Linked DNA regions of Homo sapiens: region 2 is linked to region 1. A link is a contact called in ENCODE Hi-C or POLR2A ChIA-PET data. All regions are on one chromosome and are shown on one strand. The core of a region is the stretch at or near the end of the contact, and the rest is flanking DNA. Distances in the headings are between cores, read along the strand shown. Region 1 has its middle 75 kb from the start of LINC01500. Region 2 overlaps LINC01500 (long intergenic non-protein coding RNA 1500).

What was found. A loop is a pair of places that touch in the nucleus more often than their neighbours do. ChIA-PET counts read pairs that join two places held with the same protein, here RNA polymerase II (POLR2A). Pooled maps may share reads with other maps.
Region 2: a map with no recorded cell type shows a loop between it and region 1 (3-fold over the local background). The contact joins two enhancer-like sites. A Hi-C loop is called at or near these places in 1 of 168 maps with a recorded cell type or tissue (GM12878), 5 of 37 single-sample maps with no recorded cell type and 5 of 50 pooled maps. POLR2A ChIA-PET finds 5 or more read pairs at or near these places in 1 of 52 experiments (activated naive CD4-positive, alpha-beta T cell).

The regions. Positions count from the first base shown.
Region 1 is chr14:58,750,812-58,755,258 of GRCh38, forward strand. No RefSeq gene overlaps it. Among named protein-coding and RNA genes, the nearest start is that of LINC01500, 75 kb to the right of the region's middle. RefSeq lists enhancers at 1,191-1,913, 1,960-2,254. Within about 2 kb of position 2,125, at least 22 of the 41 ENCODE cell types and tissues checked have a DNase peak (open chromatin) inside an H3K27ac peak, as active enhancers do.
Region 2 is chr14:58,953,278-58,957,724 of GRCh38, forward strand. All of the region lies in intron 4 of LINC01500 (long intergenic non-protein coding RNA 1500), which reads left to right. Among named protein-coding and RNA genes, the nearest start is that of LINC01500, 130 kb to the left of the region's middle. RefSeq lists enhancers at 828-947, 2,886-3,387. Within about 2 kb of position 1,930, at least 2 of the 41 ENCODE cell types and tissues checked have a DNase peak (open chromatin) inside an H3K27ac peak, as active enhancers do.

The sequences.
Region 1 (4,447 bases), core at 875-3,374:
CTGGGCATCCCTGTGCTCTTGGGAGCTGGGATTGGGCAGGAGCCCTGCCCTTCTGGAGTGTAGCTGCAGCTGCCCAAGCCATGGCTACGGACCTGGGCGTCCCCTCTTGGGGGCCTGGGAAAGGCCCCCTCCCACCTGCAGGCTTGGAAGTGCCTGCTCCCACTACCTGGCCTCTCCCTGCTCCCTGCACCTACTCTGATCTTGGAGCAAAGTTGAGGTCGAGCCCAGGAGCTGTTGCAACCTGGTTGGGTGTGTGCACAATTGGGGCAGCACTGACGCTCCAGCCCCCTGCTGCCTTGGCTGCCTCTGGACTTTGGGCACTGGTAAGCATGGGAGGGAGCCTGAGTGGGGGCTAAGGGCGGCTCTGCATGGGCCTTTAGGTGTCCCTCAGCATGAATAGCCTGGGTGACAGCAGGAGGCAGACAGGCTCCTGGGTGGAAAGGAGTGGGTCCCTAGTGAAGCTCTACCTTCGAGCTGGGGAAGGCCTGAAGCCTGACGGCCAGGCTGCCGGCCCCACAGACCAGAGTGGGAACTTACGGTACTTTTTCCAGGCCCACCCATGGCCACCCACGGACCAATCAGTAGGCACTTCTTCCTCTCTGAAGTCCATAAAAACCCCAGACTCAGACAGACTCAAGGAGATGACAGGACAACCTGCCTGCAGAGAGGAGCTCCCCACTCCAGGGTCTCCTCTCTGTTGAGAACTGAACACTCATCGGGACGCCCTGCCTGTGGAGAGGAGCTACCCAATGCAGGTCTCCTCTGAGCTGTTCTGTCACTCAATAAAGCTCCTCTTTGCCTTGCTAACTGTCCACTTTTCCCTGTACCTCATTCTTCCTGGATGCAGGACAATAACTCAGGACTCACTGAATGGTGGGGCTGAAAGAGCTGTAACACAAACAAGGCTGAAACACACCCCTTGCTCACCACACTGTGGGTGACAAGGAGAGAAGAGAGAAGGAGAGAAGAGTTGCGGCCCTTCAGGGAGCCCAGACCTAGGATCTCCCCCAGCCAGGGCTGTGACACCCTCTTTGGGGCTCTGCGGTTCCTGGTGTCTTCAAGCTTCTGAGCACCACTGGATTCCCCAGTGCCAGCTATGGAAGCTGCTTATGGTACACCTGGGCTGGCACCTGGAGCTGTCTGCCCCACCCACCACCAGCATGCCTGGCTGTGCACAGTGGCCGGACCCCATGCTTGCTCACTCATATACCCCTTACCGCTCCACTCGCTCTTGGCAGGTATGAGATCCAGGCCAGTAGAGCGAGCTGAGTGCAGCCTGCCAGGCTAAGTGGGCAGTACAAGCCCAGCAGGCCTGAGGAAAACTTGGGCAAAGGTGCCATTGGCCCTGTGGCTTTCAGCTGGACAAGCAACACCTCAAGAATCCCGTGACATTACTATAGTGGCCATTTGACAGATGAGGAAACCATGGCTCAGAAAAGTTAAGTACCTTGCCCGAAGTTACCTATTTGGATAGAGAAGGAGGTATATTAACCTCAACTGAAAGCCTGGCTTGGCTAAGGTCCCTCTGAATGGCTTGCTGTTATTAGAATTAGCGGGAACGGGGGCCTAGTACTAGCTGATGGAGAAGAGGCTCATACTAAACTGAGGATCCTTTGAGCTACAAAAAGCTGGGCACGTGAGCTATAGTCATTGCCATTGGCAGCTGGAGTCCATCCCGATCCCAAGGCTGGGACTCAAGCCACAAATGACCTGCTTCAAAGTATTTCTTAATTCAAATTAGGAATACTTTCATTCAGTCCATAAACAAGTCCATTAAATTATGAGTGTGGCTGTTCCATCTAAACAATCAGAAGTAATGCCTCTCACACTAAAGCACCTACTGCATTTTGAGGAATGAAAAATTTGCCTCTTAGCTAAATATATGACAGAATGTGATGTTTTAATGAAAACCTTGGTACAATTATTGTGAATCCAGTCCTTATCCTGAGCTCAGAATATGGCCCAAACTCTTTTCGGTTCTATTCATACTTTCAGCTAAGTGTCAGGATTCAGGGCATGCCCATAGCAAAGGCTGGGCTCAGTCACAGCAACAATAGAAAACGCAGTTCCAAGCAAAAGGCAGGAGCAGGCGTGTTGCTGGCAGACAGCCGACTTGGCAGGCAGTGGCGGGGCACCTTCCGGGAACTTTGCTCAACAGTCCAAGTGACCCCGAGAGTCCTATGAGAGAAGCTCAGAAAATCAGAAGCAGAGGGTCACATTTGATCAGTCCACAGTGTCTTCTGAGGAAAGGCCATCACATGTTTTACGGGGAGGCTGGCACCCATGTTACCAGTTCCTGTTTTTCTGTTAAATGTTACTGTTTAACAGAATAACCTTCCTGGTGCTGACTTGACCGACAAAAATAAATTTAAGGAGATATTAAACTGTTGAGAGTCAAGTGTAGAAGAGGAAGGGGAAATTCTTACAACCAATTGCAACTATGTATCCGAAAGCAAGGGGGCCAGAAGCTTTGTATTTTAATTGCAAATTTAAAAATTCCCAATCTTGTGATTTTCTTCCAAAGCAGTTGTTACTCAGCTCCTAACACTTCTCGTATTCTACACGTCTTTAATCACTCTTTTCACTTTTGCCTCAGGGAAGCAATATCCAATTTACGAACATGTTTTTTTCTAAAAGATTATTTGTAAACTGGTTATTGGGAACTAAAAATACATTTTTCCATAGAAGTTATAACGTTGTAAATAGCAGTTAAAATCTCAACAGACTCTTCATACAGTAAAACTCATTAATAATAATATACAGCTATTACTATAAGGAAGTGAGTTCCTCATTCTAATTCTAAATTGAGCCTCTACCTAATCAATTAACTCCTGTGGGCTCATGATTGTTCTAATCAAAAATAAGAGAACAGGCCAGGCATGATGGCTGATGCCTATAGTCTCAGTGCTTTGGGAGGCTGAGATGAGAGGATTGCTTGAAGCCAGAAGTTCGAGACCAGCCTGAACAATACCGTGAGACCCTATCTCTACAAACAATAAAAATTATCTGGGTGTGGTGGCATATATTTGTAGTACTAGATACTTGAGAGACTGAAGAAGGAGGACCCCTTGAGCCCAGGAGTTTAAGGCTGCAGTGAGCTATGGTTGTGTCACTGCACTCCAAACAGAGGAAGGTCCTGTCTCTAATAACAATAATAAAAATAGAACTATTCAAATCAAGAAATATCAAGTGTTTGTGTGGAATGCAACTTAAGCTCAATATTATAATGTCACACAGAATGGCATGAAGGCAATTAGGCCAGGGTCCGGGGGCGAGGGTGACTTCAGCTAGGCTTTGAAGAATGATTCAGATTTGAATTGGTGGAGGAAAAAGGGAAGATCATTTCAGGCAAAATGAGTAAAAATATGGAAATAGGAAGAATCCTGGATGGAAAATGAGATGTGGTAATGGGGATATGCTGGAGAAACTAAAGCTTTGTATGGAGAGTAGAACAGCCTTGGGACAGCTGAGCATTTGGACTGCCTCAAATGAGGAATTTGGAATTTAAAGAAAGAAGGTGTTTAATAAATATTTGTTGAATGAATGAAAGGATGTCTTATTTATATTATACTTTGGTTCCTAGCCTTCTCTCCCCCTGATTTATTTTATCTCACTGTCTTCTCCTATTTCTTTCTTCTCAGGCCTCTTGAACCTTCTAGTTGTTTTTTTCCCAGCATATATAAAACTTTCTCCATCTTCCTACACAAGTGAGCAGGAGCATTTCCATGATTCTTAATTAAATCCAGTAGTTTTTGGAAATCCTGCTAAGGAGGCGTTACATCTCCATTTGCTGGCTCTTCATTCCTATTACAGGCCTCCTCCTCTCCCCACTGTGAGCCTGGGAGGGAGTGCACATGGGCGTCTTCAAGGTTTCTAAGTAGGCTGCTCAGCAGTGGGCTCCTCTGGCAGATCCCCAGCAACCCAGAGCCCTGAAGTTTTGCCCATATGCATGACAGATTTTATTTGATTTGTTTATATATTTTTTGAGACAGAGTCTCACTCTGTGGCCCAGGCTGCAGTGCAGTGGCATGATCTGGACTCACTGGAACCTCTGCCTCCTGAGTTCAAGCGATTCTTCCACCTCAGCACCCCTGAGTAGCTGGGACTACAGGCATGTGCCACTATGCGCGGCTAATTTTTGTATTTTTTGTAGAGACAAGGTTTTGTCATGTTACCCAGGCTGGTCTCAAACTCCTGGGCTCAAGTAATCCACCCACCTTGGCCTCCCAAAGTGCTAGGATTACAGGTGTGAGCCACCCCACCTGGCCTTATATCTATATTTTAATCAAAACAGTCTCCATGAACTTTATAACTGGATCTGAATTCCCACTCTTAGAGAGTCATTTGTTTCCTTTAGGCCAGAGTCCAGTTAAAAGTAGAAACTTATGTGGGTAAAGCCTTATTGTTCATTCAATGCTGAATGTGAATGAGTTTGAAGTCCTTTGAG
Region 2 (4,447 bases), core at 680-3,179, 200 kb after region 1:
TGGAAAAGCATTTCCTCTGAGACAGTTTGAAATTTTGTATAAAAACCTTTTTGACAGTTTGAAGGATCATTATTTTAAGAAAATTGTTATACTTCACTAGCATTCATTTTTCTCTGAAGCTTTACTGCCTTTAATTGCACATTAAACTGTATCAACTTTAAGTATCAAAAGGGGAAGGGGGAAAACACCCATCTGGAGTTTGTTTCTGTTGGAGGCAAGATTTCTAATTGCACTTGGTTGTACTCTTGCTAACTCTATTGTTCATTCAAAGGTTTTCTGTTTGTTAAATAAACATAATATTAGAATATTGTGTCTAGCCTTTTATTTGAAGGAGTTTATAGTTTGAAAGAAAAACCACTTTCTTGCCCATTATCTTATTGGACCTCATAACATTCATCCATTCATTAGAAAAATATTTATTGAGTGTCAATATTCTACTGGGCACTGAAAATACAATGGTGAAAAAGATGATTTTAAATTTTATTTATTTGATGATGTTTGCTAAATGTGTATCTCTAGCCTGTATATCTTCTCTTGAACTTCTGAGTTCTGAACATATTCACCATTTACTGTTGGATTTCTAATATGTATTTCAAAATTAGTTTATAGGTCTAAAACCAAACTCTTCATCCTTGCCTTCACCCTTATTCTCTCCTAATCTTTCCATCTGTTCATTTGTTCAGGCTACAGCCTGGGAGACGTTGCTAATTCTCTCTCCTCCCCACTCCACATTCAATCTGTCAGGAGATCTTGGAATCAAAGTTTGTGTACACGCTGCCACTGTTATCACACCACCCAAATCACCTTCATTTCTTGGCTGGATCACTGCTCTAACCTCACACTGCTTCCAGCAAAGCTCATCTTCAATCTTGTCAGCTCATAGCAGCCACAGTAGAACCAGCCAGCCTTTTCATCTCAGTCAGAATAAAACCAAAAGTCTATACTATGAACTATTCATTCTGTCCTCTTCATTTCCTCCACCTGTGCACCAGCCACACTGCCCTTGGAACAACCAAACTGGGCCTTTTCCCTTGGGGGCTCCCACTTTCTGGGATACCCCAGCTCCAGGTCTTGCTTCTTCACTTTCTTCAAGTCCCGTTAAAATGTTGCATACTCAGTGGCCTTCCCTGGCCATCCTGTATAAATTTCACCACCTACCCTGTATGATCCCATTTAATTCCCATATCTATTTCTTCAAAACACCTATTGCCACTGGACATGTTACAAAGTGATTTGCTTATTTGCTTATTTCAAGGCATATTTGCTTATTTCCAGGCCTGACTTCTCTATCTAAAAACAAGGACTGCATCTCCTTACTTTACTTACTGACATATCCCCAGGGCATGGGACAATATCTAGTACCGAGAAGTCACTAAACAATATTTGTTAAATGAATTCATAAAGAAATAAAATTTCTTACCCTCATAATTTTTATACCCTAACTGGGGGAGACAGGCAACAAACAAAAAAGCAGAGTTTAGGGAAGAAATTAGAACTCGGTGATGTGACAGAGGCAGCTAGGTGTTGAAAGGAGACCCTTTGGATAGGATACTTCTATGAGAGGAGACACTTAAAGCAGGATCTGAATAACAGGAAAAAGCCAGCCTTGCAGCATTTTCATTTTATGGATCAGAAAACTGAAGCTACAAGAAACCATGTGCTTTTTGCATCTGTTGAATAGTAGAAGTGAATTTATAAACCTAAACTCTGACCACTCTTTGTTCTTCTTTCATGTTAAACTTCAAAGCCTTTCACAACTAAAATGACTAAAATACAATACTTATTTTTTAAAAAAAAAAGCCAGAAAAACAATCCAGCCTATCTCTCTGCTAACTTTAAGGCAAGAATCACCACCCAGTCTAGGCTGATTGGCAGCTGGCCACAAGGAGACAGTTGGAAAATATATTTAGTTTTTCCTGTTTCATTTTATGTTTAACTTTTGCGTTTTAAGACTAGTGAGCATGGAGCTCAGTCCTAGAAAAAAAGAAAGTCTGCAATTGTTCTCATTCAGACAGCTACTTCTTAAAAGTCATTTCTCTTAATTCCATGAAATACTCCCAGAGGAGTGACCTCCTTCGGTTGCACAGTGCTGAGCTTGTCTTCGTGTTTCTGGAATGCTGCTCCAGGATTTCTTTTTCAAATGGTCAAGTCATGCTGGTTGTTTTTAAGTCCTCAGAGCACTCTCAGCCTTTTTTTTTTTTTCCCTTTCAAACACAGAGAGCAATGCAAGACTGAATCCTTCCTGGTTTCATTCCTAATTCCTGCTGCAAATGGTAATCCTGCCTTGGGACACTGAGGCTCCCCTTTGCTTTGCAAATAGTCTGTGAACCTTTAGGAAAGCATGATTGATAACACAGTCTGAAAAAAAAGGAAAAGGAAAAAAATACCTACTGAGATGACTAGGCTTGAAGCCTAGTTTGGAATGCACCCAACAGCACAAAACCTTGAAAAGCAGAAGCAAAAATTCAAACATTTGCCGACCCCAGTGCTTAGTAATTTACCACCTTACTACCTCATGTTTTCTTTCTCTAGTTTTCATTTTTATATGCATGACTTAAGTAATTCCTAGGCTTATTTCCAATGATACAATGCAGAAAACAAGTTGGGAGAGAATCAGGCAAGGAACACACAATTCCTAGTGTAAATGAGTTTCAGAATGAACACAGAGAAAAGGACATTCTTCTTTTCTCTTTCTTTCTTTTATTCTGTTTTTGTTGTTGTTATTCAAAAATAAGAAAAGTTGATGATTGGTTGGTGCAATGTTTTAGTCAGGGGTTCTCCAGAGAGACAGAAATAATAGAATATATAAAGAGAGAGAGATGTATGAAAAGGGATTTATTAGTGGAATTAGCTACTCAATTATGGAGGCTGAGAAGTCCCACAATAGGCTGTTCATAAGCTGGAGAACAAGGGAAGATGGTAGCATGGATTGGTCTAAGTCCAAAGGCCTGAGAACCTGGAATTCTGACACCTAAGGGCAGGAAAAGGAGGATGTTCCAGCTCCAGAGGAGAGAGACTCATTAAGAGAGTCTTATGAAGACTAGGTTTAAGGTGTTATTAAGAAAAGAGATTAATAAGGGCTCTCCCTGTGAGAAACAGAGATGGATGTATTTTAGAATTAGAGGAACAGGAAATGGTTAGTTAGGAAGCCCAGCTGAGAATGTTCTAAGCCACAATAGATAAAAGGAGAGTGTTGAGTAATCACTTGACATCTCAGGGCCTAAGATGCTGGTGGGAAGGGAAAGAACAGGGGAGCTGAACATACAGAGATTCAGAGTGTGAAAGTGTGTGTGTGTGTGTGTGTGTGTGTGTGTGTGGTGTGGTGTGTGTGGGGTGTGTGTGGTGTGTGGTGTGTGTGTGGTGTCTGGTGTGTGTGTATGTGTGGTGTCTGGTGTGTCTGTATGCTTGTGTGGTGTCTATGTGCGCGCGTGTGTGTTTATGGGGGAGGGCCACTATATGAAATTGCAGGGCAAGTGTATGAGACTCGAATTGGCTTTGCTGATGGGGGTGGGGACTGCAGGTGGGCCTTTTGGCATTCCTGAAATAATGGCACTATTTCTGCTTGATGGAAATAATTTAGTGAAAGCACATGATTGCTACATGCAATTAGGAGTTGGAATAAAACATGATTGCTGTTTTCTTGTTTGCATGTGTGGGATTATATTATAATTAAATGGAATAGTAACAAGAGGTGTGTGTAAATTATATTCCTGGCTTGCATGAAGGATAGAAACCAGCAGAAATAGGCCAGGAGCAGTGGAGGCTATTGGGCGATTTGTTCCAGGAAATTCTGACAACTCACTGGGAAGCTGAAACTGCTGGGGACTTGGCTGTTCAGGTAAGAAAACAACCACGATCTTGGCTTTGACTCCTCAGGGGATGACGCTCTTCCAGTTGATGGAGAAGCATGAGCTCCTATGATTAGATTGAGAGAATTTTTGGAAGAGGATTATCTTGTCGATATCAGATTATGCTTTGCCTAACACGGTTTCCAGTGAGAGCTCTGTTCCTTTGGCATATAGATTTGATCAAGGTGACAGTGTTCACTCACATCCCTATCAGCTAATGATATTCTCACATTAGTCTTTTTTTTTTTTCTTGCTGTCTTTCTTTACTGTAAAGCCAAGGAATAACTAGTTAATTGCGCCTTGTTAGATGTTAACTGTTATTAGCCTAAGTAACTTGGGTCTCAGGGTGTGAGCATGAGAATCCAACATCCACAATAGGTAGATTTATGGTTAACATTTGGTGCATCATGATGTTATTAAACCAGAGAATTGACCCAGTAAGAATATGATTTGGGGAACAGACATGTCGAATTTGAAGTACCAACAGAACATCCAAATTCCAGTGTCCAGGAGATGTGGTATGTCCATATGTAGAGCTAAAGAAATAAAAATGGATGGGGGATCAAGATTTCGGAATCATCAGCATATTTGAGTGATGA